Regions from separate parts of the Homo sapiens genome. Here regions 1, 3 and 4 are each linked to region 2. Evidence: chromatin loops called from intact Hi-C (ENCODE). Cell type or tissue: psoas muscle. All regions are shown on one strand. Each heading gives the region's core, and the rest is flanking DNA. Links, peaks and the distances in the headings are about the cores only.

Evidence for each region. A loop is a pair of places that touch in the nucleus more often than their neighbours do. Peaks named below come from ENCODE experiments on the same cell type or tissue, not always from the same donor. Only the 100,000 strongest peaks of a DNase experiment are listed, where the experiment ranks them.
Region 1: a loop joins it to region 2, with 4 times the contacts of the local background. A loop is called at or near these places in 104 of 110 quality-filtered maps.
Region 3: a loop joins it to region 2, with 9 times the contacts of the local background. A loop is called at or near these places in 78 of 110 quality-filtered maps.
Region 4: it touches region 2 in a loop (5-fold over the local background); 89 of 110 quality-filtered maps call a loop at or near these places.

What each region holds. Positions count from the first base shown.
Region 1 is chr6:3,987,135-3,994,958 of GRCh38, reverse strand. No RefSeq gene overlaps it. Among named protein-coding and RNA genes, the nearest start is that of PRP4K, 30 kb to the left of the region's middle. RefSeq lists an enhancer at 3,713-4,212. In psoas muscle, for the core only: a CTCF peak has its summit at 3,929 (motif pointing right); a DNase peak (open chromatin) is centred at 3,948; H3K4me3 peaks cover 910 bases; H3K27ac peaks cover 458 bases.
Region 2 is chr6:3,739,254-3,747,077 of GRCh38, reverse strand. The region is part of intron 1 of PXDC1 (PX domain containing 1); the gene reads left to right. Among named protein-coding and RNA genes, the nearest start is that of PXDC1, 8.5 kb to the left of the region's middle. In psoas muscle, for the core only: a CTCF peak has its summit at 4,509 (motif pointing left); DNase peaks (open chromatin) are centred at 3,887 and 4,507; H3K4me3 peaks cover 1,802 bases; H3K27ac peaks cover 4,704 bases.
Region 3 is chr6:3,929,847-3,937,670 of GRCh38, reverse strand. No RefSeq gene overlaps it. Among named protein-coding and RNA genes, the nearest start is that of TGILR, 22 kb to the right of the region's middle. RefSeq lists enhancers at 4,058-4,558, 4,559-5,059. In psoas muscle, for the core only: a CTCF peak has its summit at 4,388 (motif pointing right); a DNase peak (open chromatin) is centred at 4,410; H3K27ac peaks cover 559 bases.
Region 4 is chr6:4,004,180-4,012,003 of GRCh38, reverse strand. It overlaps LOC124901245 (a long non-coding RNA gene), which reads left to right. Exons shown (of 2, transcript XR_007059415.1): 2 at 404-7,824. Among named protein-coding and RNA genes, the nearest start is that of PRP4K, 13 kb to the left of the region's middle. In psoas muscle, for the core only: a CTCF peak has its summit at 3,413 (motif pointing right); no DNase peak of the experiment used is centred there; H3K27ac peaks cover 787 bases.

The sequences.
Region 1 (7,824 bases), core at 1,547-6,546, 250 kb before region 2:
TCCACAGTTTTAGAAGTGGCATTCAAACAGAGCTCAATCACAATAAAAGGCACATCACAAACTATGATAATCCCCCACCTCTTGGATTGTCTTTTATCTCTTAACTTTGTGGAGGGTTTTTGCTTTGATTTTGTTTGTTATGTTATAATGAAGTTTTAAATTGTTAATCATTCCATATGGTGTCTAGGTTTTCCGCCATGATTATAAAGCCCTTCCCTAGCCCCATGTGATACAATTTTCTTTCTTATAATACTTTTATATTTCATTTCTTTTTAAGTCTTTGGTATATCTGACAGCAATTTATGTATGATTCAGATGTATATTTTTTTCCCCAAAGGTCCCAACACCTTTACTGAATAATCTTTTTCCCATAATTTGAGATGACACCTTTATCATACACTTATATGCCCTGTATATTTGAGTCTATATCTGGACTCCCTTCTGGTATAAAGAAGTGCAGTTGACTTTTGTATAACGACCTTATACCTGTCCACCTTGTTAAACCCTCTTACTATTTCTAATATCATGTCTACAGATTCTGATTTTCTGTTAAAATGGTTAATAATTCTGTCTCTCTCTCTTTTTTTTTTTTTTTGACATGGAATTTTGCTCTTATTGCCCAGGCTGGAGTGCAGTGGTACAGTCTTGGCTCACTGCAACCTCTGCCTCCTGGGCTCAAGTGGTTCTCCTGCCTCAGCCTCCCAAGTAGCTGGGATTACAGGCGCCTGCCACTACACCTGGCTAATTTTTGTATTTTTAGTAGAGATGAGGTTTCACCATGTTGGCCAGTCTGGTCTTGAACTCCTGACCTCAGGTGACCCGCCTGTCTCAGCCTCCCAAAGTGCTAGGATCACAGGCGTGAGCCACCGCGCCTGGCCCTTAACATGGTTAATAATTCTCTGATAAAGATTGTTCTAGTCTTTTTCAATCCTTTCTCATCCTTTTGATTCAACTTATTTTTCTTATGTGCTATTGAAGTCCTTCAAGTCTATGTTGTTTTTTTTTATTTCTAAAAATAAAACCAAGAATACCAGAAAACCCTAAGGCTGAAGTAACTGAAAACCAAACTCAAAAATTGATCTGTAGGGTTATTCAGTTACTCTGTTGGTTAGTCACCAGGTCGTGTAAGTGCAAGTCCTAATCAGGAAAAACCAAGACTTTGTGAATTAGGATGGGGACACTCCAGAGGATTCGGAGACCTCCTTGACTCCATGGAGTACTCTGAACTCAATGCCTTGAGCCTCCTCTGCTTGTCAAAGCCTTTCCTTCCTCTTAATCCTCCCGAGGGTGTTTTCCTCCTGACACCAAATGTGTGATGTCCGTTCTAACACCAGCCATTTCTCCAGTTCTCTAGACATCAACCGGATGTCCAATAATTCAATTAAATTCTGATACTGTCTGCCTGCGTTAGCATCCACCCCTACAAGTTAAAGGCTCAGTCCCACAATACTTCCCTACTTCAGATGTCAGCTGTAAATGGGGTGCCCAGGTGATCCACATTTCTGCCCAGGTGACTACAAATTTGGGGGTTCCCATGGCCCCTTCCCCTCAGTTTCTATAATTTGCTAGAATGCCTCACAGAACTCAGCAAAGCCCTGAAGCACTGATTATTCTCATTTTATTATAAAAGATAACAGCTCAGGCCTGGCACGGTGGCTCACACCTATAGTCTCAGTAACTTGGGAGGTTGAGGTGGGAGTATTAGAGCAGGTAGTTAGACGTGAGCAGGGCAGAAGAGGGTCCTTCCACCACCAGGAATGTTAGGCAACCATCAGGTGATGGTCAGGTGGTTGTTAACTGTCTCTTTAAAATAATAATTGGTTGCAGCCAGTGCTAGGGAAAGGCAGTCTCCCAACAGATAGAAAACACCTGAAACTGGTGACTAGCAGCTTCCCAATATGATCTCAGGAGTTGGGTGAGTGGGCTCAAGCATGTGCACTCAAAGGCAAAATGGCAGAGTTTAACGGGTATATGACCTTCCTCTAGGAACATTCAACTTGTAGGAAAGAACGCCTCAATGTGCATTTGTTCAACTTCAGTAAACACACTGTGCATTGGCCCCCTCCTAAGTGCTGGCAGGCCACCGCACATGCAGAATACCAGCATATGAAACCCCAAGTCAGAGGTCAAACTGGGCACTTGAACTCCTCAAGACTCCTGCTTGGCTATCTTCCAAGTGTACCTTACATTCTTTGATTCCTGCTTTAAAACTTTTTAATAAACTTTCACGCCTGCTCTAAAACTTACCTCCATCTCTCTCTCTGCCTTATGCCCTTCAGTCGAACGAATTCTTTCTCCTAAGGAGGCAAGAATTGAGGTTGCTGCAGACTCGTGGATTTGCCACTGCTAACAGGAGGATTACTTGAGCCCAGGAGTTTGCGTCTCCAGTGAGCTATGATGTTATCACTGCACTCCAGCCTGGGCAACAGAGTAGGACCCTGTCTCAAAAAAAAAAAAAAAAAAAAAAAAAAAAAGATACTGCTGAGGAACTGCCAAATGGAAAAAATGCAGAAGAGAAGATATAGGGAGAGGGGCAGAGAGCTTTTACGCCCTCTGTGGGTGCACCAGCCCTCAGTACCTCCAAGTTTTCAACCCGGAAGCTCTCCAAACCCTGTTCTTTAGGAGTTTTTATGGAGGATTTGTTGTGTGGACTTGGATCGATTAAGTTATTGGCCATTGGTGATTAACTCAACTTTCCGTCCCAAGAGATTGGGAGTGGGGCTAGAAGTTCCAGCCTCTAAAGATGCCTAGGTCTTTTATCAATCCACCCTCATCCTGAGGCCATCCAGGCAACCCCAGGCACCAGTCAGCTCATTATCATACAGAAGATAATCTTATCACACGGGAGATTCCAAGGGTTTTAGAAGCCATGTACCTGGAACTGGCACAAAGACCAAATATGTTTTCTTGTGCTTTACCTCTCTTTTAAAAACATGTAACTCCTTGTTATGGGTTGAATTGTGTCCCCTGCTTCACGAATTTCATATGTTGGAGTCTTGACCCCCAGCACCTCAGAATTGTTGATGAAAAGAGTCAAACTCTGTAAAATATTTGAAGAGATTTATTCTGAGCCAAATATGAGTGACCAATGCCCATGACACAGCCCTCACGAGATCCTGAGAACATGTGCCCAGGGTGGTTGGGGAATAGCCTAGTTTTATACATTTTAGGGAGACATGAGACATCAATCAAATACATGTAAGATATACATTGATTTGGTCTGGAAAGGTGTCACAACTCAAAGATGGAGGGTGAGGGGCAGTTCCAGGTCATAGGTAGATTTTAAAATTTTCTGATAGGCAATTGGTTAAAAGAGTTATCAATAGAATGTCTGGGTTTCGATAGGGGTTGTGGAGACCAACTTTTAAATTATGCAAATGAAGCCTCCAGATAGCATGCCTCAGAGAGAATAGACTAAATGTTTCTTATTAGACATAAGTTCTGTGTTGATGTTAAATGCTGGTTGGCTCTTTCTGAATTCCATAAGTGGGGATGGTATAACGAGCCATGTCTGACCCCCCCATTTCCATCATGGCCTGAACCAGTTTTTCCGGTTAACTTTGGAATGCTCTGGCAGAGAGGAGGAGTCCATTCAGATGGCTGACGGATCTTAAGATTTTATTTTTGGTTTACAGAATATAGCCTTATTTAGGGATAAGGTCTGTAAAGAGGGAATCAAGTTAAAATGAGTTCATTATGTAACTGAGTACTCTCATTTTTCAGTTTATTTTTTAATTATTTTCTCCTCTCCCCTTTCCCCCGGCTTATGCCCCCAAAGCATGCCTGCCTCAGAACCTTCACCCTCTAGGAGGGGTTGCCTTGGAACTCCCACCCACCAGGAGGGCATGTCAAAAGCACGCCCACTTGGCCACTTTTATAACTTCTGCCCAGGAAGGCACCAACTCAGCTACCCAGTAGTTAAGGCACTGGGCCAGCAGGGGGACCCCTCGCCCTTGCTCACTCCTTCCCCGGCCTTGGATAAGTGCCTACTTTCTGCTCTGGGAGCAAAACGTCACATGTAAAGGCAGGACTAACGTTCACGACTCTTCCCCAAGCTAGCTTCGGAAGAAACCGCTTTCTTTATGCCAGACCTCGCTCTTGTTAATTGGACTACGCAGGCAGCAAGCAACTAACCCTCTGTTTGGTGACGGTTATGGATGGGCGCCCTAATCCGGTATGACTGCTGTGCTTATAGAAAGGAGAAACTGTCCAGGCGCGGTGGCTCACGTCTGCAATCCCAGCACTTTGGGAGGCACAGGCAGGCGGATCATGAGGTCAGGAGATAAGACCATCCTGGCCAACATGGTGAAACCCTGTCTCTACTAAAAATACAAAAATTAGCTGGGCGTGGTGGCGCGTGCCTGTAGTCCCAGCTACTCGGGATGCTGAGGCAGGAGAATCGCTTGAACCAGGGAGTCAGAGCTTGCAGTGAGCCAAAATCGCGCCACTGCACTCCAGCCCGGTGACAGAGCGAGACTCCGTCTGAAAAAAAAAAAAAAAAAGGAGAAACTTGTACATGGAGATATGCGTAAATGTACAGGGACACAGGAAGAAAATGGCTTTCTACAAGCCAAGGACAGAGGCCTGAAACGGATCCTTGCCTCACAGCCCCCAGAAAGAGCCCACCCTGCCCCAACACCTTGATCTTTGATTCCCAGCCTTCAGAACTGTGAAACAATACATTTCTGTTGTTTAAGCCACTTGGTTACGGCAGCTATAAGAAATTGATACACTTTTTTTTTTTTTTTTTTTTTTTGAGATGGAGTCTCACTCTGTCAGCCGGGCTCTGGAGTGCAGTGGCACGATCTCGTCTCACTGCAACCTCTGCCTCCCTGGTTCAAGCAATTCTCCTGCCTCAGCCTCCCGAGTAGCTGGGATTACAGGCGCCTGCCACTACCGCCAGCTAATTTTTTGTATTTTTAGTAGAGATGGGGTTTCACCATGTTGGCCAGGCTGGTCTTGAACTCCTGATCTTATGATTCGCCCTCCTTGGCCTCCCAAAGTGCTGGGATTGCAGGAGTGAGCCACTGCGCCTGGCCCTAATACACTTTTTTATATGAGGAAGTTACATTGTAAGAGCAAGTAAATATTCCTCTATACATCCCCAACCACTTCCACTGTATATAGACCAGTAGCTAGAGTTAAATCCCTGTATGCCCCAAGGGAAATTACAGATTTAACACAAGAGAAGGCTTACACATCAAAAGACTTGTAAGACTTTGATAATTTATGTCTTCTCTTCCCTGAGATAATTCTTCCAAAGCTTAGCATTCACTGGCTTTTGTTTATCATGCTCATGTCCACTGCCATTTTTTGATGTACTTAATTCATAGGTCCCTTGTTGGCTCTTTAGTCCTCATTATTCATTTGAAAGCTTCTGGACTACCATAAGGCTATCTATGAGATGTTGGTATAGCGCCCTGAACATCTCTCTTATCTTACTTAGTACACTTGTATGACTTTAACTTGTATTTTCCCCACTAGGCCCTGTTTTGTGTGAGGATTCCCAGTGTCTAGCACAATGCCTGGTACATACCATGTGTTTAATACCTAGTTCTTAAAGGAAGAAGGAAGAGAGGAAGAGGAAGGAAATTCTATCCAATAAATGCTATCTAGGAACAATGTGGATTTATCTTTCTCTTTAGTTACTTAGGAGCTACATTAGTATCCTTAGAACTTGTGCTGGAGAGATTAGTGTTGGCAGTTTATTATTTCGTTACCCTTCGAAACTGCATGGGTAATAACAGACTGTGGATAGTCTCACATGCTGTCTCCAAATACTTTCTCCCTAAAACTAGAGCATATCCTCTTAAACACTGGCCTTGTTCGCCACCACCATGGCCCAGAAGCAGGCCCAATAATCCTGGGGAGTGTTCCTGACTGGAACTCTGGGTCAGAAAGGATAAAGATGACTTAATCTCGCAATCCCACTTTCTACTCGGTTCTGATACTCTTGATGTACACATGTTCCTCTGCTAGGTGCTTTTCATTTTTTTGAGGGCCTTCAGTCTTCTGTTCAAGTGTGCATGGTGCTTCTAAGCCTTCTCACTTAGTTTTGAAATTAGCATTCTACTCAGAATAGATAAATGCTGCCAACTTGCAGTTCTTTTGCTTGGCCCAGATTCCCTTATAGTTTGCAGGTAATTTTCAGGGTCTTCAGTATGAGATTATTTTCATTTCCTAGTTTCAACACAGATGGTTTTCTCTTTACTTTTGGTTCATTTCCGTGCATTTTGGGGAAAGGAGATAGATAAATGTGCACTTTTCAGCTACCTTTCTGGACAATATTAGCATTTCCCCTTTACTTCTGAATATCCTTTGGACTCTCCTATATTGGAAAAAGAGGGTGATTTATGACTATTTTAATGGAAAACAAAAATAAATCTATAGACAAGTTGTTAGATATATTAAGAGTTTAACAAGGTGAATATTATAACAGCTATACCTTCACCCAGCTACCCTTGCTGGGCTCTAACTCGCTGTCTCTTTCTCTTGTTATTGTTGTTGTTTTCCCCCATGGGTGAGTTCTTTATGGCAGTCTCCACCATTTCCTCATAATCATTTTCCTTTTGATTTCTATATTCTGACATCCAGTTCCCATCATACTGCGGCAGCTGATCTCTCAAAATAAATTCATTGATTTTTTTTTTTATAATTGCAGTTACATTTTTTCTCCTTTACTTTCCTTGCACACAGGACTGTATTTGATGCTGTTAATTAACCCTTCTTTAAAACTTTGTTTTTTGTTTACTTCTGTTTCTTTACTGACTGTGTACAGTAATCAGAAAAATCAGAAAAAGACCTGATTTTCTCTAAATCAGGCCTTTTTCCCTCAAGGATCTTTGTGGCCATTTCCCCTGGTTTTCCTTGAGGAGAAAACTATCTCTCTACATCTCCCTCTTAACCCAACTTCCACTCCGCTATTTTAATAGTCTACTGGATGCTACGGTGAACAATTTAAAAGACAGAAGGACTGGGTGACAAACGTGAGGGAATTTGGACTGATGTCTGCATGTCTGGCTTGAGTAACAGTAGGGACAGCAGTGCTGTTTCACATATACAAGGAACATGAGGGAGAAAAGGGCTCAAGAGGATCATTTTGATTACAACAAACAGGAACAATGGAAACCACCTGACACCAGTCCCAAACCACCAGTGACATTAGTCCAACCACTTTAAGAGAGTCTGAACTAGGTAGAAAGGCAAACTGATAGAGGCTCTCGGGAAAGGAGTAACTACTGAGAAGTCAGCAAGAGAAAAAGTAACTTGACAACACTGTTTTCAAACCATTGCAGCTACCTGAAAAGATCCCCTTTCCTGCTCTGGGAGGCTGTTCCATCTTCAGCATCAGCACTTTATCACAGAAGGCCTAAGCAGGGGAGAATGTTGCCACAGAAGCCAAAGAGGGAAAGTCTTAGTGAAGAGTCAAGAAAGAAAAGTCTTGGAGAAATACTTTTCGGTATGGCAGTGAGGAGTGTGGTGGCCTTCTTGAGAGCACTCTCACTGCCTTGGTGATAGGGGTCATTTTGCAGCATGTTGGCTGCAGAGAAGGCAACCTAAAGAAGGCATTCATGAAATGCAGCCTGCTTCTTGAACGAATCTGGATGAAAGGCAGGAGAATGCATGGCAGCTGGAGGAAAGCCAGGATGCAGGAGGGCATTCCTTAGGGCAGTAAAGTGGACGTACATGCGGGGTTAGAGAGCAACCCAGAAGCAGGAAGCATGAGCCAGAGTCCAGGGTGCTTTGGAAAGATTTAGATAGGGGGTAGGGCCCATCCTTCTCTGTCATAGGAAGCAGGATGTAAATGGAGTTTCTCTGGTTGGC
Region 2 (7,824 bases), core at 1,878-6,877:
GGCCATGATCACAAGCCCGCCAGCCCATGTGGTGCTAATGTACCTGCCTGTGCTCATCTTTATCACCAAAGACATTCATCTACCTGCATGCTAGGAGACTGTCGTCTTAGATTTGAGATCCGAGTACCAGGGGACTGGCATCTGGGACATTACCAGAAAAGGGCTGGACACAGATGTGACTACCAGACTCCCACAACCCTGACAGCTCTAGGAAGATGCGTGATTTGATCCCAGGGCCTGAACCTGCTCATGCTGTTCTCGGGTGGACAGTGAGGGGAGAAGCCCTGTGTTACCCTGAAACATAAGGGAGAATCCCACCCGATGGCCAACTGCAAAGCCACGGAGTTTACTTTCTTAGTGACAGTGGCTCAGAAATGATCATGGGCCACACCAGTCCCGGGCAGCAGAGCAGGGGCACAGAGGCACCATCTCTGCCCCATCCAGTGGGCCCTTGCAAGTGGGGTGCTGGCTGGGCCTGCCCTTTGCCTTCAACCATAGCTCCACCCCCGTGCAGAATTCACCTGCGTCATTCTGCCCCACCCAGAGGGGCAGCTTTACTTCTCAGGGGACTTGGATCTTCCTTTCTGACTCACAGACCTATTTTTGACTCTGTTGACCTGGCCAAGTCACCCTGCACTGGGGGTGCCCTGCCAGGGCTCCCATGGGGCCACCCACCTTCACGCGGCCTCCTCTTCCTCTTTCTTCCTTCTGTTTTGCTTTTCTTTGCCAAGCCCAAACCCCGCCGCCCACTCTGCTTCCCCCATCCTGCTGTACCTGGGATCCTCTTCCTTTTCCATAAATGGCCACTGAGCTGCGTTTGGTTTGCTGCCCCCCCGACAGATCTCAGACTGAGCCCCTGGGCCCCAGGCGACACCTGAGCTCACTTCCCAGCTGGAGACTGGACACTTCCACAGACAGACCTGCTTCCAGGGCTACTGCCTTTCACGGTGGCAGTTGGCACTGAAAAGCTGCAGCTTTCTCACAGAACAGGCCAGGGACTCAGCTCAGGAGCACCTTGATCTGAGCTCCCTGCTTGGTGGCGAGAGGAGCTGAACGCACACCATATGTGGTGACATTCTTCTGCAGACAGACACCTCTAGCTGTGCCCCCTCTTGCCCCATCCCACAGGAAATGGGGACATCAGACAGACCACGTAACTCTTTTGCCAACTTACACCTGCAAGGGTTTCTTCCCATTGTTAAGAAACCTTGCTGATGTTTAACCTAGACTCAGCAGAAAACACATGGTGGACAGCGGGTGCAGAGGGGGAGGGAAGAGCTTGCAGTTCATACTTTGATAGGTGGCAGCTGTCAGTCTCATCATAGAAGATCAAGGCCTTGCCAGATTGCTGGATCACCCACCTGGGACACAGCTGGGTCATGGTAGGAGGGGTCAGCTTGGGGGTCAACCACCTGGGACACAGCTCAGTTACAGTGAGAGGGGTCAGGCTCAGGGATCTCCCCACCTGGGAACACAGTCAGGCCTTAATAGGAGGGGTCAGGCTCAGGCTGAAAGCACTGGCTTTGGACCCAGACAGGTGGGGTTAGGGGATTGGATGCTGGCTTTGCCACCTGCATGTCATTCCAGGCAAGTTCCTCAAGCCTCGGGTGCACTGTTGATGCTATAGCAGTAATAATATCCGCACGCAGGGCCGTTGTGAGTACCGAAAGCAGTGGTATCCGTAGAGTGCCCAGCACCAAGCTGGGCATATACGGGCTGCTGGCTTTGGGACCATTTGCTCTTTGCCCTGGCACTTGCCACGTGCCCTTGATGACAGTGGTCTGCGGGAGAGTGCTGGAGGCTGGCTCCTGAGAGCAGCGAGCCGCTTGGCAGGACTGGCCCACTCATGTGCCCGCCCTCTTCTGGGTGTGGCCCCCCCATATACCCTGGGAGAATACCCCTGCCCTGGCTAAAGAGGGAGCCCACAAAGAGGGAGGTCACCACCGAACTTCAGTGGGATCCCTACGGACTAGGCCTGTGGCCTTGCTCGTCCAGAAACTAGAATTGGTGCTGGGTGTGGGCCAGGTTTGGGTTACCTAAGAAAGATCCTAAGATCTAGGCCTGATCCTAAGAAAGAATGGCTGCCGCGGTGGCTCACGCCTGTAAGCCCAGCACTTTGGGAGGCCGAGGCAGGTGGATCCCTTGAGGTCAGGAATTTGAGACCAGCCTGGCCGACGTGGTGAAACCCCGTCTCTACTAAAGATAGAAAAATTAGCCGAGCCTGGTAGCGCGCATGCCTGTAGTCCCAGCTGCTCGGGAGGCTAAGGCAGGAGAATCACTTGAACCCTGGAAGCGGAGCTTGCAGTGAGCTGAGATTGCACCACTGCCCTCCAGCCTGGGTGACAAGAGCGAGACTTCGTCTCAAATAAATAAATAAATAAAAACAAGAATTGCCAAGTGCACAGAGTTCTTGTAGCCAGAACCTCCGTGGGAAGCCGTTGCCTCCTTGTCCCTCATGGGCAAGGCCCTTTCCCGGGATTTGTGAGACCACGCTTGTCCTTTTCTGGTCTCAGCTCTCCCCACCCCTGCCCTCCACCTTCCCCATCTCACTCCCTCTTTCCCCAACCCCTTTCACCCTTATATCCGCTCACCCTTCAGGCCGCCTCCTGCCCGGGAGTGTGGGGGGGATCCCCTGCTGTGCATCCTCCTGGCACCTGGATTTGCCAGGCAGGGGACAGTCTGTGGTCTGTGTTTGCCTCCTGTTGGCCCTCCTGGCTAGCATGACGTGCCAGGAGGCCGGGATCCCATCTTGTTGGCCGTGGTATCCCCAGCCTGGTGGAGGAGGAGCCATGGGTGCTTTGGGAAGAGCGACTGAAGTGCTTCCTTCCTGCCTGAGTGGGCTGCTCCCCCTGGGAACCTGTGATGCTGCAGGACGGACTGGCTAAGTGGATGGCTGTTGGAGAATGTTGAGTCTAAAATTTAGGAAGAGGATTTGGCTTTTAGTGGGGAAAATAATGAAAAAGCCTAGAGAAGGCAGGATTACGGGAAGAGCAGAGCAGAGCTCAGTAAGTTTAAGTCAAACATTTCTTTCCCAGTCGCTCTAGGAGCCACCTCCCAGGTACAGAAGGCAGCCACTGCTGCAGAGGGAGGAAGAGAGACTTCCCTCAGCCCCCAGCTTGGGTCCTCCGGGTGTTCTGTTTTTCCTCAGCCACTTCCATCTCTTCCTCTTGCATTCTCAGCTCAGCTTTTCACTCCTGAAAAGATGTAGAGGAGAGGTGGCTGTGGACCAGCCGCTGGGCGCCCCTGATGCATTGCAGCGTGGAGGTGTGGGGGAGGCCTTCTGTCCTGGTGTCCACACAGCCGCAATCTCGCTCTCCTTGTACAGTTATACTGCGTGACACTCCACAGGTGGAAACGTGTCAGTCTCGGATAGCGAAGAGCAGCCTCAGGTTCCCAGGGAGTTAGAACTTCCCTGGGTTGCTTAGTTATGCATTGAATAACCAGCTAGTCAGTTCTTAACTCGCTGCTGCTTCAGCATTGACTGCCTATTTAGAAAACAGGTACTTAGGAAGTTTTAAAGGCTTTCCTAAAACATTTTAGATATTTAGTTTCCAAGATGTGTATTATAGTCAACCTTTAAAGAATGTGTGTCTCCCGTGCAGCATACAAGATGAGGCTGCGTTCCCCCCTTCACCTCTGCATCTGTGTAGTGTGCTGATGGGCACATTTGTTAAATGGAAAGGAAACAATATAAATGTAATTTATGGTTTGACTCAGTTTGTTAAAGCTCACTTTGCAGAGCATTTCCCCGGGGCCGACTGTTGTGTGCGTGTGGGAACCGCGTCCTCTGAGTGCTCAGAGAGGCCTGTTCTTTGGGTAGTGGACGCTCTTTAACGTGTGACCTCCCAGCGCACCCGAGCCAGCATCCTGCCTTTAGTTTCAGAATTGCAGCAGCAGGAAGCCCTCCCGCTAGAGTCAGATGGCCAAGGTCCTCCCTGGAGGAAGCTGGGCCAGTTACCGCAAGTGTTGAGCCCAAAGCCTCCAATTCCCAAAAAAGTGGGACTCTGGACCCAGGTTTCTGAGATCCGGAAGCGGTGTTTGTTAACGTTGGCTCTCACTGTCAGATTTTTGTACTGCCTCCAGCGCGTTCAGTTCTGATTCCAAGAACAAATCAGGTGTTTGTGTTTGCAGAAAGCAGCTAATCCCCAAATTGACAGATACAACGCTGTGTTTTCAGCTTTCGAGACCTAACTCCTTTAGGAAGAAAAGTGACGCTGGCAGCCCCCTGTTGATACTCAGTCCCCAAATGTGTGTCCAGTTGGCCCACCGGAATTTATGTACAATTGTGTTACCAATTTTTTGGTTTCAAATTCTTAATTGTTTGGCTACATCTGGATGAAATTCTCATGTCACAAATTGTGTAGGATGAAATTTTTAAAGTTGAGGTTGTATTAGTGATTATTTATCAGAAATTAGAACAGTTTCCGGGGCTGTGAACTCTGAGGCTAACTTCCTTAAGCGTGCGTTGCAGTGAACGCCATCCTGCTTTTTCCGCAGAGTGCGCGCGCCCCCTGCTGGTCAGTCCTGAAAGACCCGAGCGAAGCGGCTCTGCTTCCGTTTTCAGGTTCGCTTGGCAGAATAGGCAACCCTCTTCACCTGCCTGCGGTATTCATCCGTGCGATCTCAGGCAGTGAAACCAAGTCGGACAGGAACCCCCAGAATTGTCATGCCATCAACAATATTTGGAATATAAAAACCAAAAGTTTTAGATGATCTAAAATTACTGTATTTAAGTGCAGTTTTGAAAACAAGTTTTCAAATCGTTGCTTATGGTAAACAGGTGACAACATTTGGAAAGAATCCACTAGCCATTTGGAAGCCAAAGCACTTGAGTCACAAAGGAGGAGTACAACAGGTAGGATAGAAAGAAACGCAGATGCACTCAATAGTTTGCTTTGGGGGAAGCAGTATTTCTTAAACTCATAGTTCTTGTCTGTTCCTGGAAAATAAAGCAGTGTCTTCAGCGTGGATTCTGCTCAGAACTTTTTCTTTATAAATTTGAGTATTTGTAATTTGGCATGCTGGCAGCAGGAGCTTGAGGTTTCCAGCTGTGAAACTGAGAAACCTTAGTGAATATAAAACAATCAGAAATTGCAAGATGAAGATTTCTTTTATTTCTGCACTGTGGTCCCAGTGGACAGTTGTACAGTTTTTTTTTAAAAAGTGTTTTCCTTCCACATTAAATACACCCATCCGTTTGGTGTATTTGAAACATTTTAAAAACAATTGAAGGGGAGTAGGGAAATGGGAGCGTTGGCATTTTAGGAAGGCCAGGCTGTCTGTAGTCTCTTGCCAGTGTCACTTCTTGAGTGGGGGCGGGGAGGCGTTTGCTGCTCAAGGCAGCCCCGCGCTGCGTTCTTGTCGCCGTGCTCTGGAGCTCTGGTGGTAGCAGCTGGAGCAACAGCAGCCCAGTTGTGCTGCTGTCAGTCAGGTGGGTTTCAGTAAGTTCAGCAGAATTCATCACTTCATGAATCAGCTGCGGCCCCTCCTGGGGAAGGGATCAGCGCTCGTTGTCATTCAGGTGAACTGTCTCCGTGGAGAAAGGACCACAGTGTCCTGAGAAAGCTGATCCAGATTGCCAGCTTGGTTGCCACCGGGAGCCGGAATGGGGAATTCAATAATGGACGTGCCCTTAACTAAAATCCTAGAGCTTAAAAAATAAGCACCGTCATTTCTGTGCTTCCAGGCAGGGATTCCAGCTCTTCACTTTCCCCATCTAAATTTTCTCAGGCTCCTTTTGTTTGGTTGTTAAGGATGTTTACACACCCAAGGAACACAGTTTGGCTTCCATTCAGAAACATAAAAGCAGGTGAAAGGAAGCAATGTGGTTCTGCACATTTCCACAAATAAAATCAAACCAGTGTGGCTCAGCAGTTTTAGTGCCACTTGGCCCTCGAGACTCTCCTTCGAGGCTGGTGACCGAAGAGCCTGCTGCTGGTCGGTTGTGTCTGGGGTCAGGCTGAGGTGATGACGAGAAGACCGAGACTGGGGTGCTGCCCAAGGGCAGCTGGTGCACACACAGGAGAGTGACTAACACCTGTCCACTTCTGTCTCATCTGATGCAAGTGTATTCTGCCAGCACAGCCAGCGAACATCGCATCCCTGGCATGGGCCAGGCACTGTGCTGGTTGCTGGTCACAGGGAGATGAGCCTAAGGTGCCTCCTGCCCTATGACTCTCACTAGTCTCTGGGGAGACCCCCAGGTGAAGGCACAGTCATTGCAGAGGAGCAAGAGGCTGTAGAGGGTGGGATGGGCTTTCCGAACCCACAGGCAGGAGCCAGTCCCATCATCACAGAGCAGGTGGCTTTTGCCTAAGTGGGCTTTGCCCCATCATGAGCCTGGAGGTGGAGGAGGCTGGAGGACAGCTCACCTGGAGGCTGTTGGGAAGCGAGGGCCTGTTTCTCGGGGTTGGCTTGAGGGTGTGTTTCACAGGGCACAGAGCTGGTGAGGTAGGTGGGCTAGGAGCAGGTCATGAAGAGTCTGCACGCCCAACTAAAATCCTAACACGGTTTCCAGAGGCCTGACCAGGTACACTTGCCTTTCTGTAGTTCAGTCTGGAAGATGGGTCACAAAGAAGATAGCGTAGGCAGATAAAATACCGGACCCAAAGTTAAGTTTGAATGTCAAACAGCAAATATGTTTTTAGTGTAAGTCTGTCCCTGCTATTGCATTATCCATTGTTTATCTGAAATTCGTATTTAATTAGGCATCACGTGTCTTATTTGCCAAGTTTGGCCATACTAAAAGGAGATCAGTGTACCGCAGAATATATTTATCTCCCTAATGTGACCCTTGGAGGTTATCAACCCAACCAAGAGCTGCACATTAATTAAATCAAAGATGTAGCCAAAGATATGTCAGCAAAGCAAAGATAAAAGCATTATAAACCTCTATAATACCTGTAAATTGTTAGGTCACGCTTTCTGTCCTATGAAATGGGTATACATGTGCTGGATACATTGACTTTGCAAGAAGCCGATCTTGTAAACTGAGTACAACTAGTATGTCATTCATTTGATCAACTGGAAGCTAGTATTCTAGCTGTAATGAAAGTTGAAATATAACAGTAGTTTTGCTTGTCTTAGAATAAAGAAGCACTTTGTGGGAATGAGTTATATAATTGTCTTCTCTTTAAAAACAACTTTTTAAGAATTTTGAATTGGCTCCCCTTTCCTTGGTAGACTTCCCTGAGCAAGCAGGGGATCAAAGCATTTTGGTTGAAAGAGTGGTGCATATATACATCTTGTAGTATATAAATATTTGAAATTCTATGTAAATTGCGGTATATAAATATTTGAAATTCTATGCAAGGAATTCAGGGCTTGGGAGGAGGCATCCGGAGAGTCTGGTACTTTTGTTGTTTTCTCGTTTTCTTCCTTCTCCACCCTGCTTGCCCCGGCGTGTGGGGAGGTGGGCCGAGGCTGGAGAACACGGCAGAGGGTCGTCCAGCCCCTTCCTCTGGTGACGGCCAGGGCATCGTGCTTGGGCGTAGGCACAGGCCACGTGGACAGAGGCCCCAGGGTTTTCCAGTGGCTGAGTCACAGACCACGGACCCTGCCCCTCTTGGACCCTTGTGCCCTGCACAGCTGGCCGCCTGGGCCTGTGTGGCTGAGGTCAGTGGAGGGGGCAGGATCAGATAGCCCCACTGCTAAGCAGGGATGCCTGCTGGGATACCAGGTGAGCCAGCTGAATGGGCACCTGGCACGTGCTTGAGGAAGTGGGGAGAAGGTTCTTGGCCTCCACTGATCCCCACTGACCCCCGTTATGGGGATGCCCCTGCGGTAGCCCACTCTTGCAGAAGTGCCTTTGACCTATGTCTGGGG
Region 3 (7,824 bases), core at 1,470-6,469, 190 kb before region 2:
CTCCTTCTGTGACTTCCCCTTCTTTGAACGTCTCTGGGACCTGCTTGATTAGGCACTGCCTTGCGTGTTCATTTTTTTTTTTTTTTGAGTTTTGTATTGTGAAGTAGATTTTAAGTCCCATGAGTGAGAAGATGTATCTTATGCTGCTTCTGTATTGGTAGCACCATTTGGCTCACTGTTATATGTCCCAATATGAAGCTATGTTTCTCATGTTGAGTTTAGGTGATATCACATGGCTATAAAGGGGTCAGTTCTCCAACAAGACAAAACAATTCTTCATGTATATTCACCCAGCAACAAAGCATCAAAATATAAAGCAAAAACAGATAGAATACAAGGAGAAATACATGAATTCCATGTTATAGCTGGAGACTTCAACACCAGTATATCAGTAATTGACAAATCTAACAGGCAGAATATCAGTGAGGTCATAGTTGTACTGAGCAGAACCATCAATCAACTGGATGTAATTGACATTGTAGACAATTTATCTAACAACAGCAGAGTAAGCATTCTTCTCAAATTCATGCAGCTCATTCAACAGGATACACCACACTCTGGGCCATAAAACATACCTTAACAAATTTATAAGACTAGAAATCATACAAAGTTTGCTGTAAGACCACAATGAAGTTAAAATTAAAAAAAAGAAACAGATAGTCGGAAAATCCCAAAATCCTTGGAGATTAAACAATACACTTCGAAATAACACATGGGTCAAGGAATAGGTCTCAAGAGAAGCTTAAAAGTGGTTTGAATTAAATAAAAATGCAAATACAACTTTTCAAAATTTGTGGAATGCAGTAAAAACAGTGATGGGGGACATTCATAGCACTGAATGAACATATTAGAAAAAAGATATATCTAAAATCAATAATCTAGTTTCGAATTTACTATTAGAAAAAAGATATACCTAAAATCAATAATCTAGTTCCCAATTTACCTTAGGAAACTAGAAAAAAGAGAAATCCAAAATAAGCAAATGAAAAGAAATAATAATAATAAAATAAAAATTAGAACAGAAATCCAAATAAGCAGACAAAAAGAAATAATAAAAATTAGAACAGAAATCAATGAAATTGAAAGCAGAAAATCAACCCCAAAGTTGATTCTTTGAAAAGATGAATAAACTTGACAAACCTTTAGCCAGACTAAGGAAGACAGTAGAAACAATACTAACACCAGAAAATAAAGATGGGCCATTGTGATGCCATGAACATTAAAGGGATAATAAAGGATTATTATGAACAACTCTACGTCCACACATTTGATAGCCTAGATAAAATGGATCAATTCCTTGTATCAATTCCTCTATCCAGACTCTCAGAAGACACATAGGTAATCTCAATAGAACTAAGTCTGCTAAATTTTAATCAATAAGCTTCCAGCTAGGCATGGTGGCTCACACCTGTAATTACAGCACTTTGGGAGGCTGAGGCAGGAGGATCCCTTGAGTCCAGGAGTTCAAGACCAGCCTGGGCAACATAGTGAGACCCTGTCTCCACACTAACTAAAAAAATTAGCTGGACATGGTGACATGTGCCTGCAGTCCCAGCTACTTGCAAGGCTGAGGTGGGAGGATCGCTTGAGCCTGGGAGTTTGAAGCTATAGTGACCCATGATAGTGCCACTGCACTCAGCCTGGGTGACAGAGTGAAACCCTGTCTCAAAAAAACAAACAAAACAAAACAAAACAAAAACAACTTCCAAAACAGAAAGCAGCAGGCCCAAATAGATTCACAGGTGAATTCTACCAACATGTAAGGAAGAAATTATACCAATTCTCTACAATCTTTTCTAGAATGTAAAAGAAGAGAGAATAATTTCTAACTCATCCTACGAAGCCAGTATTACTCTAATATAAAAACCAAAAACATTACAAGAAAGGAAAACTATAGACTGATATCACTGATGAACGTAGACAGAATAATCCTCAACAAAATATTAGCAAATCAAATCCAGCAGTGTATTATTTCAGGCATGCAAGCCTGGTTCACCATTTGAAGGTCAATTAATGCAATCTATCACATGAACATGCTAAAGAATAAAATATATGATCATATCAATAGATGCAGAAAAAGTATTTGATAAAATTCAAACTCATTCATGACTAAAAAAAAAAAAAAAAAACTCTCCACAAACCAGGAACAAAGGGTAATTTCCTTAATTTTATAAGAAATATTTACCAAAACCCTACAGCTAACCTCATACTAAGAGTGAGAAAGTAGATGCTTTCCTGGTAACATCAGGAATAAGGCAAGGACATCCCCTCTTACACCATTTAGACTCAACATTGTTGCGATGTCCTAGCTTACACAATAAAACAAGAAAAGGAAAGAGACAACACAGTCCCTGGGTGTCTATGGAAAATTGATTCCAGGAACCTGTCTTTCATACCCAAATCCATGGATCCTTAAGTTCCTTATATAAAATGGTGTCGTATTCGCATGTAACCTACATACACCCTCCCACAAACTTTAAATTACCTCTAGATTATACTACCTAAAAATGCTATGAAAAATAGTTGTTATGCTGTATTGTTTTTTAAGTGGTATTTTTAAAATTGTCTTTTCCCAAATAGTTTGATCCATGGTTGGTTGAATTCGTGGATGCAGAACCCACATATATGAAGAGCTGATTGTAAATAGATTGGAAAGGAAGAAACAAAACCATCTTTTTTTTTTGTACATTACATGACTGTCTATGTAGAAAATCCCAAAGGATCAACGGAAGTCCTAAAACTGCTGAACAATTATAGTAAGCCTGCAGGATACAAGATTAATATAAAAATATCCATTGCCTTCCTGCATACCAATAATGAACAATTGGAATTTGAAATTTAAAACAAATTGTCATTTAAATTATTTAGCACCAAAAAGAAAGAAAGATTTAGGTTCAAATCTAACAAACCAAGTACGAGATCTATATGAAGAAAACTACAAAACTCTGTTGAAAGACATCAAAAAAGATCTAAATAAATTGAGAAATAATCCATGTTTGTGACTAGAAAAACTCAACATTGGCAAGATTTCAGTTTTTCCAGACCTGATCTACAGATTCAACACAATCCCAATCAAATCCCAGCAAGTTATATTGTAGATATCAACAAACTGATTCTAGGGTTTATATGGAAAGGCAAAAGACCCAGAATAGTCAACAAAAATATTGAAGGAGAATAATAAAGTCAGAGAAATAATGCTATACAACTTCAAGATTTACTATAAAGTTACAATAATCAAGACAGTGTAATATTGATGAAAGATTAGTGAAATAGATCTATGACATACAAGTGAGATCTCAGAAATAGATCCACATAAATAGAGTCAACTTGTCTTTGACAAAGGACAAAGACAATTCAATGGAGCAAAGATGGTCTTTTCAACTAATGATACTGGATCAACTGGACATCCACATACAAAAAAGACCTTAGACACAGACCTTACACCCTTTCTAAAAATTAACTCAAGATGGATCACAGACCTAAATGTAAAATATAAAACTATCAAACTCTAAAAGATAACATAGGAGGCCAGGCATGGTGGCTCACACCTGTAATTCCAATGCTTTGAGAGGCTGAGGCTGGAGGATCACTTGAGGCCCGGAATTTGAGACCAGCCTGGGCAACATAGTGAGACCTCGTCTCTAGAAAAAATAAAATTAGCCCAATGTGATGGTATGCATCTGTGTCCCAGCTCCTTGGGAGGCTGAGGCAGGAGGATTGCTTGAGCCTGGAAGGTCAAGGCTGCAGTGAACCGAGACTGCACCACTGCACTACAGCCTGAGTAACAGAGTGACAACCTGTCTCAAAAAAGAATTTTTTTTTTGTATAGCTGTACGATGTGTTTGTGTTTTAACAGTCAAAAGTTAAAAAACATAAAAAAGTTTATAAAAAAAAGTTACAGTGAGCTAAGGTTTATTTTTGAAGAAAAAGGATTTATAAATGTAAATTTATAAAAACATGAATTTATTAAAAAAATTTATACATTTAGGCCAGGCGCGATGGCTCATGCCTGTAATGCTTTGGGAGGCTGAGGCCAGTGGATCACCTGAGGTCAGGAGTTCGAGGCCAGCCTGGCCAACATGGCGAAACCCCGTCTCTACTAAAAACACAAACATTAGCTGGGTGTGGTGGCAGGAGCCTGTAATCCCAGCTGCCCCGGAGGCTGAGGCAGGAGAATCGCTGGAACCCAGGAGGCGGAGGCCTCAGTGAGCTGAGATTGAGCCATTGCACTTCAGCCTGGGCAACGGAGCAAGACTCTGTCTCAAAAAAAAAAAAAAAAAAAAAAAACGGGAAAGAAATAAAACAATGTACAGAGTGAATGGGCTATGTGGGCTTGAACTGGAATGATATGCCACTAGACGGCTCCGGACCTGTCCACTGGGGCCACCAGAGGGCAGCGACGGCCTGGGAAGGTGCAACCACCTGCCGCATGTGCTTCCTGCTGTTCCTTGTACCCCCAATTCAGAGCTCAAAACTTGAGTCCTCCCTGAGTTCTGGCCTGAGCTGAGTGACTTGCCTAAGTTTCAGGACAGTGACCCCGGGGGCACCCCTTTTTGGCACTGACTGGCTGAGTTCACGAAAGGCGCCTCTGAAGGGAGTGAGGTGTGACTTCCCTCCGAGTGCCTGGGACAGGACTGACCAGGCAACCAGGCAGCACTGACAAGAGGTGGGGACACCGAGCAGCTCTTTTCCTGGACCTTCCCTCCCGCTCTGTGGACTTCAGGGAGGATGCGCTTCAGAGCTCCTCACGAGTGAGCCACACGTGGAGACAGTGTGGGGGCATCCACCTCCTGGCCCATAGCACCCCACAAAAGATGTTGTTCTAGCCATAGTCTCCTGTATTGTCGCTTGCCTTGATGCTGCACCAATTCACCCCTCAACCGGGGGTACAAGAGATCACACTCTGGGAGACCAGTGGCACAATGTTTAATTTTTAAAAGGGAGCTTCAGCTCCCAGGCTGAGGCAGGTGGATTGCTCGAGGCCAGGAGTTGGAGTCCAACCTGGGCAACACCATGAGATCCCATCTAAAAAAAAAGAGAGAGAACACTTTATCCCTGCCCTTCCTAAGCCCTAATAAATTACTATGTGTGTGTGTGCACAGGTACACATGCTTGTGTGTATATATATGTGGAAAATCCAAAATTTATATGTTAAAATAATTTTGCACGGTGCAGTGGCTCACGCCTGTAATCCCAGCACTTTGGGAGGCCAAGGCGGATGGATCACTTGAGCTCAGGAGCTCTAGACCAGCCTGTGCAACATGGTGAAACCCCGTCTCTACCAAAAATAAAAAAATTAGCCAGGTGTGATGGCGCATGCCTGTGGTCCCAGCTATTCAGGAGGCTGAGGCACAAGAATCACTTGAATCTGAGAGGCAGAGGTTGCAGTGCACTGAGATGGCACCACTGTACTCCAGCCTGGGTGACAGAACGAGACTGCATCTCAAATAATAATAATGTGTTCTTCCTGTCACATGGAATCTTTATACTACAGATAAAACAACTAGGCCGGGTGTGATGGCTCACGCCTGTAATCCCAGCACTTTGGGAGGCCAAGGAGGGTGGATCACTTGAGGTCAGGAGTTCAAGACTAGTCTGGCCAACATGGTAAAACTCCATCTCTACTAAAAATACAAAAATTAGCCAGGCGTGGTGGCACACACCTGTAGTCCCAGCTACTCGGAGGACTCAGGCAGGAAAATTGCTTGAACTTGGGAGGTGGAGGCTGCAATTTATTTTATATAACAACAAAAAGGTGGCACTAACTGGCGTCTGTGCCTCTACAACATAGGTTCTAAATTAACTTGAACATTGGGTAACACAAGCCAATTGACAAAACTTGGCATTCATCAAAACTGTGGATTGAATTATGGTTATATCTTGGAATCCTATTAAATTTAATCATGGTGGCCGGGCATGGTGGCTCACGCCTGTAATCCCAGCACTTTGGGAGGCTGAGGCGGGCGGATCACGAGGTCAAGAGATCGAGACCATCCTGGACAACACAGTGAAACCCTGTCTTTACTAAAAATACAAAAATTAGCTGGGTGTGGTGGCGCGTCCCTATAATCCCAGCTGCTCAGGAGGTTGAGGTATGAGAATCTCCTGAACCCAGGAGGCAGAGGTTGCAGCGAGCCGAGATCGCGCCCCTGCACTCCAGCCTGGTGACAGAGCGAGACTCCGTCTCAAAACAAAAAACAAAAAACAAAAAAATTTAATCATGGTGTACTCCTATAATCTTAGAAAAGTCACTGAATATAAAATAGAGGAAAATTAGGTATGCCTCACTTTAACTGTAGCCTTGCCTAAATTTCCCATAGTCAAAGTAGCCATTGCCCTAAAATATCTCAGATTGCACATAGTTCCTCCAACACAATGAATAATAAATTAAAATAAGTCTTTGGCACTTACAAATTGGCTTGATAAAATACAGCCTACAGGTTCTCAGGGAAAATAGTTAATATGGCCCAATGTAAAAAAACAGGGCCTTCAAGGATTAAAATTTATTATATAAAATCTAATTAATAAAGAGATGATTATTCCCCAGTGCTTCTCCATTTGACAGCCCTGTTCTTAACTTTGCCAGTTCTCTTTTTTTTTTTTTTGAGACGGAGTCTCACTCTGTTGCCCAGGCTGGAGTGCAATGGCGCAATCTCGGCTCACTGAAACCTCCACCTCCCAGGTTCAAGTGATTCTCCCACCTCAGCCTTCTGAGTAGCTGGGATTACAGGCAGGCACCACCATACCTGGCTAATTTTGTATTTTTAGTAGAGACGGGGTTTCATCATGTTAGTCAGGCTGGACTCGAACTCCTGACCTCAGGTGATCCGTCCACCTTGGCCTCCCAAAGTGCTGGGATTACAGGTGTGAACCACTGGCCCAGCCAAACTTTGCCAGTTATTAAACCTAGAAAAAATAAATAACACCTCATGGTGATGACTCCAACCTTAACCCTGAGGTCCCATCCATTAGCCTTCATACACATTACTCAGTTTTATTAAAATAACTGACCTCATCCAATCAACAACCAGGAAATATTTTGATATTATAGATTTGGCTAATATGTTCTGCATACTGCCTCTTTTCACGGCCTCTCAGCCACAGTCTACATTCACCTCTGAAAGGACACGGTACACCACAGGGTACACAGCTTTGCCACCATGCACAGTCTTGGCAGACAGGATCTCAAATACATCTATTTTCACCCAGGAGCACAGGTATGACATTACATTAATGCCTTCCTCTCCCCAGGCTATTCATTTGACACACTCATTAAGGGCATACAAGACCAACACCTAGTCCTTTTGGGGTTCTGGTAGCAACATATTTCATATTTACACATTTTCCTTAATCTCACTGCTGCTGCTACTTACCAAGCAGTCCACCCTAAATGGAGCTTTCACCAAAAGAAGCCTCTAAGATCTGTGAAAATTAAAATCAACAGGCAGTCCTAGTAGTGCCTCCAAGATTCTTTCACTGCAAAGGCTTTGGCAACCTCTTCTCAGCCATCTCCTGTAGTCTCTGGACCACCTACAATAGCCATAAGTTGCCCAGAGGCTTCTGATGCAGGAAACTGCCCCTTTCAGCCTTGTGCTATACTCCATTAAAACAAATGCACAGCTAATGCTAGACGCCTTTTTTTTTTTTTGACAGGGTTTCTCTGTCGTCCAGGCTGGAATGCAGTGGCACCATCACGGTTCACTACAGCCTCAACCTCCTGGGCTTAAGAGATCCTTCCACCACAGCCTCCCCAGTAGCTGGGACTACAGATGTGCACCACCATGCTGGTAGAGACTGGGTTTTACCACATTGCCCAGGCTGGTC
Region 4 (7,824 bases), core at 1,020-6,019, 270 kb before region 2:
CCATGGGATGCTGGTACTGGTTAATGGAAGTCACTTAGAGTAGCAAGGAGCCTGTTTGCCTAGTATTTACAATGAGCACGTTTTGGGTATCATCAAAACAAGAGAATCTAAAAATGTATGGTGTGGGTGGAAGGTTGTGTTACTTGATATTTCAAAAAGATCATTGAAATCAGAAAATCTCAGAGATATGTTGGATTTCATCACATTTATTCTATGGCTTAATGTTGTTTTATTTTGAATATATAATAAGAGAGATACCACAAATCTTTAGCTATTAATATTTAGGGATGTTAATGTCCTTAATTCATATTGTCTCAAATGTGATTCATTCCCTCTATAGGTATACTAAAACAGGCATTCATGCCTACAAAACCATCTTCCTAACTTTCTTTCCTCTTTTTAGTCTCTTCCTGAACCAGTGACAGTGGTTCTCAAACATTTTGGTCTGAGGACCCCTTTATGGCCTTAAAAATGATCGAAGAGCTTTTATTTATGAAGGTAATACCTGCTAATACTTGTTGTAATCTATTAACATTGAGAAATGTAAAAATTTTTATTAATTCACTTAAAATATCAATAAACCCATTATTTGCTAATATAAATTGCACTTTTTAATGAAAAATAACTTTAGTTTCTACTGTGTGCTTCTGCATTTTGAAAATATGTCTAGGATACGGTATGTATTTAGGAGATATTTTCTAAATAAATGCATATTCATTTTTTAAAATGGGACAAATGTAGCATAGACATATTTTTGCTAACAATATCCATATAGTTGCAAATTTCACTTTTAGAATTTGCTTTCAAAAACAGGTTGTTTATTCTTCTTTGTTATGCCTTAGTTAGTAAATCATATATTATAAAACTTCTTCAATGCAATTGGTCTTTGGTCAGCCATTGACATAGGAAGAGTTAGAAAGAGTCCAGGGCTCCTTGGTACTGGCTGTGACTGGATAAGTAGGTTGTGGCTTAGTTTGTGTTTAGGTGTCATAACTAGGCTAGGTTTGGGTCCCAGAAAGTGCTAGCCTTACTGTAGGAGAGGAAGTGGTATTGCTGGGTGTGTCCTCAGGTCAGGAAGTGGGACGAGTGCAGTATGGAAGCCCAGGGGGGTCCTTGTGACTGGAGGAAAGGTGAGGTTTCCAGTAAAGGATTCAGAATTCGGGCATGGTGCAGCATGCCTATAGCCCCAGCTACTCAGGAGGCTGAAGTGGGAGGATCACTTGAGACCAGGAGTTCAAGGTTGCAGTGAGCTGTCATTGCGCCACTGCACCCCAGCCTGGGTGACAGAGTGAGACCTGTCTCAAAAATAAATACATAAAAATAATAATTAAAAAAAAAGGATTCAGAATTCTAGAATACATATTATCTTTCTATCATGCAGATCTGTTCTTAGGATTGTATTTTCCAAATCATGAATAAAATAATTTCCAAAATACTTATTGGGAAATTATATATATGTACTGTATTACTTGGAATAAAAATCAAATAAAAGTCAAACTTCTTAATGTGGCTGTAAAGCCTTGATTATTTAAACCTTGCCTATTTTTCAGTTTAATCTTTCAGCCACACTGGCCCTTGTGTTAATCCTAAAACATGCCATGCTTTTTCCTACATTAAAGCTTAGGGTTTTTGATATTTCTACTGCCTGGATTTCTCTGTTCTCACTCTTCCTCTTGATCACCATGACTTATTTTTCAAGTGTTGGCTTAAATGTCCGTCTCACAGATAGCCCTTATCTAAATAACAGCTTTCCCTCTGGTTCCTAGATAAATTAGGACCTGTTTTTTTCTATAACTTTCTTAAAGTATCCTATTATTTTCCCTGATAAAACCTTGTTGGACTGTTTGTCAGTATATTTATTTGCCTGTTTGTTTGGTGTCAGTTTCTCTTTTTTTCCTGTGTGTTTTGTTTGTTTGTTTTTTTGAGACGCAGTTTCACTCTGTCACCAGGCTGGAGTGCAATGGTGCAATCTCGGCTCACCACAACCTCCACCTCCCAGGTTCAAGCAATTCTTCTGCCTCAGCCTCCCGAGTAGCTGGGATTACAGGCATGTGCCACCATCCTGGCTAATTTTGTATTTTTAGTAGAGACAGGGTTTTTCCATGTTGGTCAGGCTGGTCGCAAACTCCCGACCTCAGGTGATCCGCCTGTCTTGGCCTCCCAAGGTGCTGAGATTACAGGCGTGAACCACCGCACCCGGCCTGTTTGTTTGTTTTCTTATTAGACTATAAACTATATGAGATCAGACCATGTCTCTTTTGTTTATCACTCTGGCCTACCTGCTAACACAGTGCTTACACATAATAGTAGGTGCTCAAGAAATACAGTGTTTGATGGATGAACGTAAAATTGTAAGAGCCTGAACTAGTGTAATATCGAAAATAGGGAGGAAGACATGAATTAGGAAAGCCTTTGAAAAATTAGCATGTTCTGTGATAAAGCTACATCTAGGCAATATTTTTTGATACTTTTAAAAAAAAAACTGTAATAGCTACCCAATATTTAGGAATGATACACATCACACATCTCAGTGAGGTATGTAGCCTTTTGTACTGGTGAAGAGAGCCAGGTGAAGTCTAACTCTAAGGATCTAAACACTCCATTCTAGTAGAGAGCCTGGAGAAGTGCTCTTGCATAAGCTCATCCATGTAAGACCATCCATAACTTAGTGAAATAATTTTCATTGCTGTTTAGTTGCAAAAATCACTCACTGTTTTGCCTCCATAAGATTATCGGTTTTAGTGTTTAATCGTTCACAGCCTTGTCAAAACCAAAATGGCTAGGGAGAGAACTATTTCCCTACATTAAAACTTCGAGCAATGCTCTTCATAGATTTTGTTTTGAATTGTTTAGGCCCATCTCAGAGTTCAAGACACTTAGTCTCTTCTAAGAGAAATCATGGTCACAACAAACAGAGATTAAATAAAGAGCAAGAAATTAGAAGAAACTCAAACCATTCACTTAGATTATTTGTTAGATTTTGGCCTTAAAAAGAGACAAAGTTGCTTGAAACAAGTGATTAAACTGACATTTTTAGATTATTATTTTATTCATACCTTTATTGTGAATAAATTGGCCACATGATAACATTTTATAATGTTAAATAAATATGATATATATAAATCTGTATACCACAACAATTAAATTGGAGGGCGATTTGCCATTTAAATAATTTATCATAGGATTTTTATAAGATCAAGCGCTTAGTGCATATCAAAGAGACAGAAAGTTTTCATTGCAGTTCTGCACGTTCACTGAGTACCTTTTATGTACCAGTTGCATTGTTCTAGAATCTTATCTATCATGTAAAGCTAGGTACACCTGAAATAGTTTAGTTATGGTGGCAAAGTTAGACTGCAGTTATTGGCTGGGAATTTTTTGTATATCTATGTACATCTTCCATAAGAGGGCAGCAAAGGACCAGCATGATTTTTTCCTTATCATGAAGTCATAGCAGAGATTGCCTCATATTGCAAACTTAATAGAAATCTTCTCAGAGTAAGGGCAAACAGAGGGCATGGTTACAAGTTTACTTACTGTCTAGCCTGTCTTTTATATGGTCTGATATGGCTTTTTAGTACATAGATTATCTCACATCACAGTGATAGCCTAGTGATTAAATGTTGATCCTGGGGTCAGTTGTCAGGCTTTAAATCCTGGAACCATAACTTAACTAGCTTCGTGGTCTAGAAAGACTACTCAGTCTTTCTGAGCCTCAGTTTCTTCCTCAATTTTTTATAAAAAGGAGGGCAAGGGATAGTAACAATGCCACTTCACATGGTTTTAATAAACAAAATAAAATTTGTGTCCTGAAGAGGCTAAGAACAGTTAAAAGGTGGAGCTAGAAAAACCACCCTATACTAGCCTTAGGTGTATTGTATTTATTTAAGTTAAACTCTTATTAAAAAGAGTCTCATAAAGGAAAATATAGGTCATTACTTTCTGTAACTACTTAGTATTTTTAGTTAACTAACATATATATCTATGTACTGACCAATTATTTGCTCGTACAATTTATCAAACCAATTAAATATACACTGTTAAATTTATTTCCCTGTCCCCCGAGACAGATCCTGGCTACGTTGCCCAGGCTGGAGTGCAGTGGCGCGATTTTGGCTCACTGCAACCTCTGCCTCCCAGGTTCAGGCAATTCTCCTGCCTCAGCCTCCTGAGTAGCTGGGATTACAGAGGCCTGCCACCATGCCTGGCTAATTTTTGTATTTTTAGTAGAGATGGGATTTCACCATGTTGGCCAGGGTGGTCTCAAACTCCTGACCTCAGGTGATCCAGCCGCCTCGGCCTCCCAGAGTGTTGGGATTACAAGCATGAGCCAGCACGCCTGGCCTGAAAATACATTTTGATGAACAAAAAATTTTTAATTTTTTTTTTTTTTTTTTTCCTGAGACAGAGCTTTGCTCTGTCACCCAGGCTGGAGTGCAATGGCGTGATCTTGCCTCACTGCAACCTATGCCTCCTGGGTTCAAGCAATTCTCCTGCCTCAGCCTCCCGAGTAGCTAGGATTACAGGCATGGGCCACCATGCCCGGCTAATTTTTTGTATTTTTAGTAGAGACGGGATTTCACCATGTTTGCCAGGCTGGTCTCAAACTCCTGACCTTGTGATCCGCCCCCGTGGCCTCCCAAAGTGCTGAGATTGCGGGCGTGAGCCACCACTCCCAGCCAAAAATTTTTTAATTTTAAAAGTCAATGTATATCATTTGTATTTTATAGTTAGTGCTTTTTTTGTATTGTTTAAATTTTTAAAATTCTTCCATTAATCTAAAATATTTTCATGTGTGCTTTCTACTAAGAGAATTTAAGTTTTGTTTTTGACATTATAGTTTTTAATACATTTGGATTTGGATCTTATATCTTGTATGATACAGAACTCTAATTTTCGCCTTTAACTACATGCATAATCATTTTTTCCACCTCCACTTATTGAATAGTTCCTAATTTTCCCATCAATATCATGTGTTTCTTCTGGCATAGCCAAAGTCCCATAAATGTGTGGGTCTGTTGTAGTTTCCTATTTAATTCAGTTAATTTGTCCAATTTGTTTTATTATGCCTTAATTACCACAGCTTCACAGTAAGTCTTTATGTCTGATAGGGCAGCTTCCTCTAGTGTCTTCAGAAATTTCCTGACTTTAAAAAAAATCCTTATTGTTCATGCTTTTTTAAAGAATTAGCTTTACATGATGCAAGAAAAAGATCTGTTGGAATTTTGATTGTAATTTTGTTAAATCTATAGGTCAACTAATTACAATATTGAATCTTCTTATGCACAAACATGGTATATTTCTCCATTTATTCAGGTCTTTATTTAATGTCTCCTAATGTCTTTTTGTAGTTTTTACTTAGAGATCTTACATATTTGTTATTATATTTACTCCTAGGTACTTGGTATTCTCTAAGATTATTGAAAATGCTGTCTTCTTTTTAATTACATTTTCAGGTATTTGTCATTGGTATAAAGAAATGTATTTGACAATAATCTTATATTCACCTTAAATTCTCTTATTTCTAATAAATTGTACTTTTTTTGGTTTTCTACAAAAATGATCATATCTAAAAATAAAGTTAGATTTGTTTATTCTTCTGCATCATTTTGAATTCAGTTTATTATTTCATGTGCTATTAGAACCTTTAATTTAGTATTATTTATTTTTTGATTTGTAAATCGGAATGCTTTTATTATCTTTTCATTTAGGATGATGTTTACTGTAGGTTACTTAGATACGCTCTATGGAAATCTCTTTTATTTTTTCTAAGACCTTTTATTATGAATTTAATGTTGAATTTTATCAAATGCTTTCTCTGCATTTATTAGAATAATTATGATTTTTCTCTATCTGTTATTATAATGGGTCAGATTTATAGATTTTTCTCATACTAAGCCTATCCTTGTATTCCTTGGATAAATCTAACTTGGTAATGTTTACTTTTTTCATAACTTTTAGCTATTAAGTAGATACCAAATTTTCTTTCAAGGTCAAGTTTGATAGTTATAAAAAACTAGTGATACTAAGTCATAGAAAATATACTTTAAAAAACTAGTGATACTAAGTCATAGAAAATATACTTTATTTTATAAAAAGACTTTAACTGTAAAAAGTAAAAAAAAAAAAAAAAAAAAAAAAAAAAAAAAAAAAAACCTGGCCGGGTGCGCTGGCTCACCCCTGTAATCCCAGCACTTTGGGAGGCCGAGGCAGGCAGATCACGAGGTCAGGGGATCGAGACCATCCTGGCTAACACGGCGAAACCCCGTCTTTACTAAAAATACAAAAAATCAGCCGGGCGTGGTGGTGGGCGCCCGTATTCCCAGCTACTCGGGAGGCTGAGGCAGGGGAATGGCGTGAACCCTGGGGGGGCGGAGCTTGCAGTGAGCCAAGATTGCGCCACTGCACTCCAGCCTGGGAGACAGAGCAAGACTCTGCCTCAAAAAAAAAAAAAAAAAAAACCCCTAGAATTTTAATTACTGCCTTTACTTTTAATTCAGTGGTTTTTAGTATATTCACAGAGTTGTGTAACAATCACCATGATCAATTTTAGCATATTTTTATTACTTCAAAAAGCAACTCTGGACTCATGAGCAGTCATTCACTCCCCATCTGCTCCCAACCCCTTTGTTCCCATCCGCCCACCCAGCCCTAGGCAGCCACTAATCTACTTTCTGTCTCTACAGATTTGCCTGTTCTGGACCTTTCATATAAATGCAATCAGGCAAAAGAAAGGAGATTTCAGTGCTCAGTGTTGCCAGGTATCTCTGCCTCCAGTTTTGCACCTTCCTGGAAAGCTCATTTTGTTCAGATTGTCTGCCTGCCTCTATCTATCCTGCCTTCAGTGGATGGCAGAGATTTCATCTCTTTTGTTTGCACAGCCTTGAAAGGTGCTTGATACAGAGATGCTTGGTAAATACTTGCAGAATAAATTATAAAAGTAACACATACTCATAAAAATTTTAAAGTAAAAATATGTATAGTAATAAACACTTGGTGCTTATTACATATCATCCAGTGGGATAAATGCTTGTAAGTATAGTCAGCCTTCTGTTTCCCTGGGTTCCAGATTTGTGGATTCAACCAACTGTGGCTCTAAAATATCTGGGGGGAAAATGGCATCTGTACTGAACATGTACATACTTCTTTTCTTGTCATTCCTTAAACAATACAGTATAACTATTTACATAGCATTTATACTGTATTAGGTATTATAAGTAATCTAGAGATTATTTAAAATATACTGGAGGATGTGCATAGGTTATATGCACATACTATGCCATTTTATATCAGAGATTTGAGCATCCAAGGATTTGGGTATCTGCAAATTTTGGTATTCTTGGGAGGTCCTGGAACCAATCTCTTACAGATACCAAAGGATGGCTGTATTCTCCATTCCTTTTCACCAGCTGAGATCGTACTGTTATCTGCACTTAACAGATTAAGAAATAGGTGTGATGAGTAATTTGTTTAAATTCTGTGGTTGATTGTGTTACTTTTCGACTGTATTCTGTGCTCTTCCCTACAGGAGGATTATTCATTCCTGTTTACTTGAATTCAGGCAACATCATGTAACTTGATTTAAGGAACCGATACATGAGTGGAAATTCTGTGTGGCATTTCTGAGCAGAAGTTTTATGAGGCAGCACATGCTCACTGTGTTACCTGTTCCTTCTGCCATGAGACTGGCAGATGGACATTCTCTATCAGCCAGGATATCAGAATGAAGAAATGTAGAACATAGACCAAAACACCAATGAGAAATAAGCGTTTGTTGTTTTAGGGAAAGTGTGTTACCACAGCATAATTTAACCTATCCCAAGT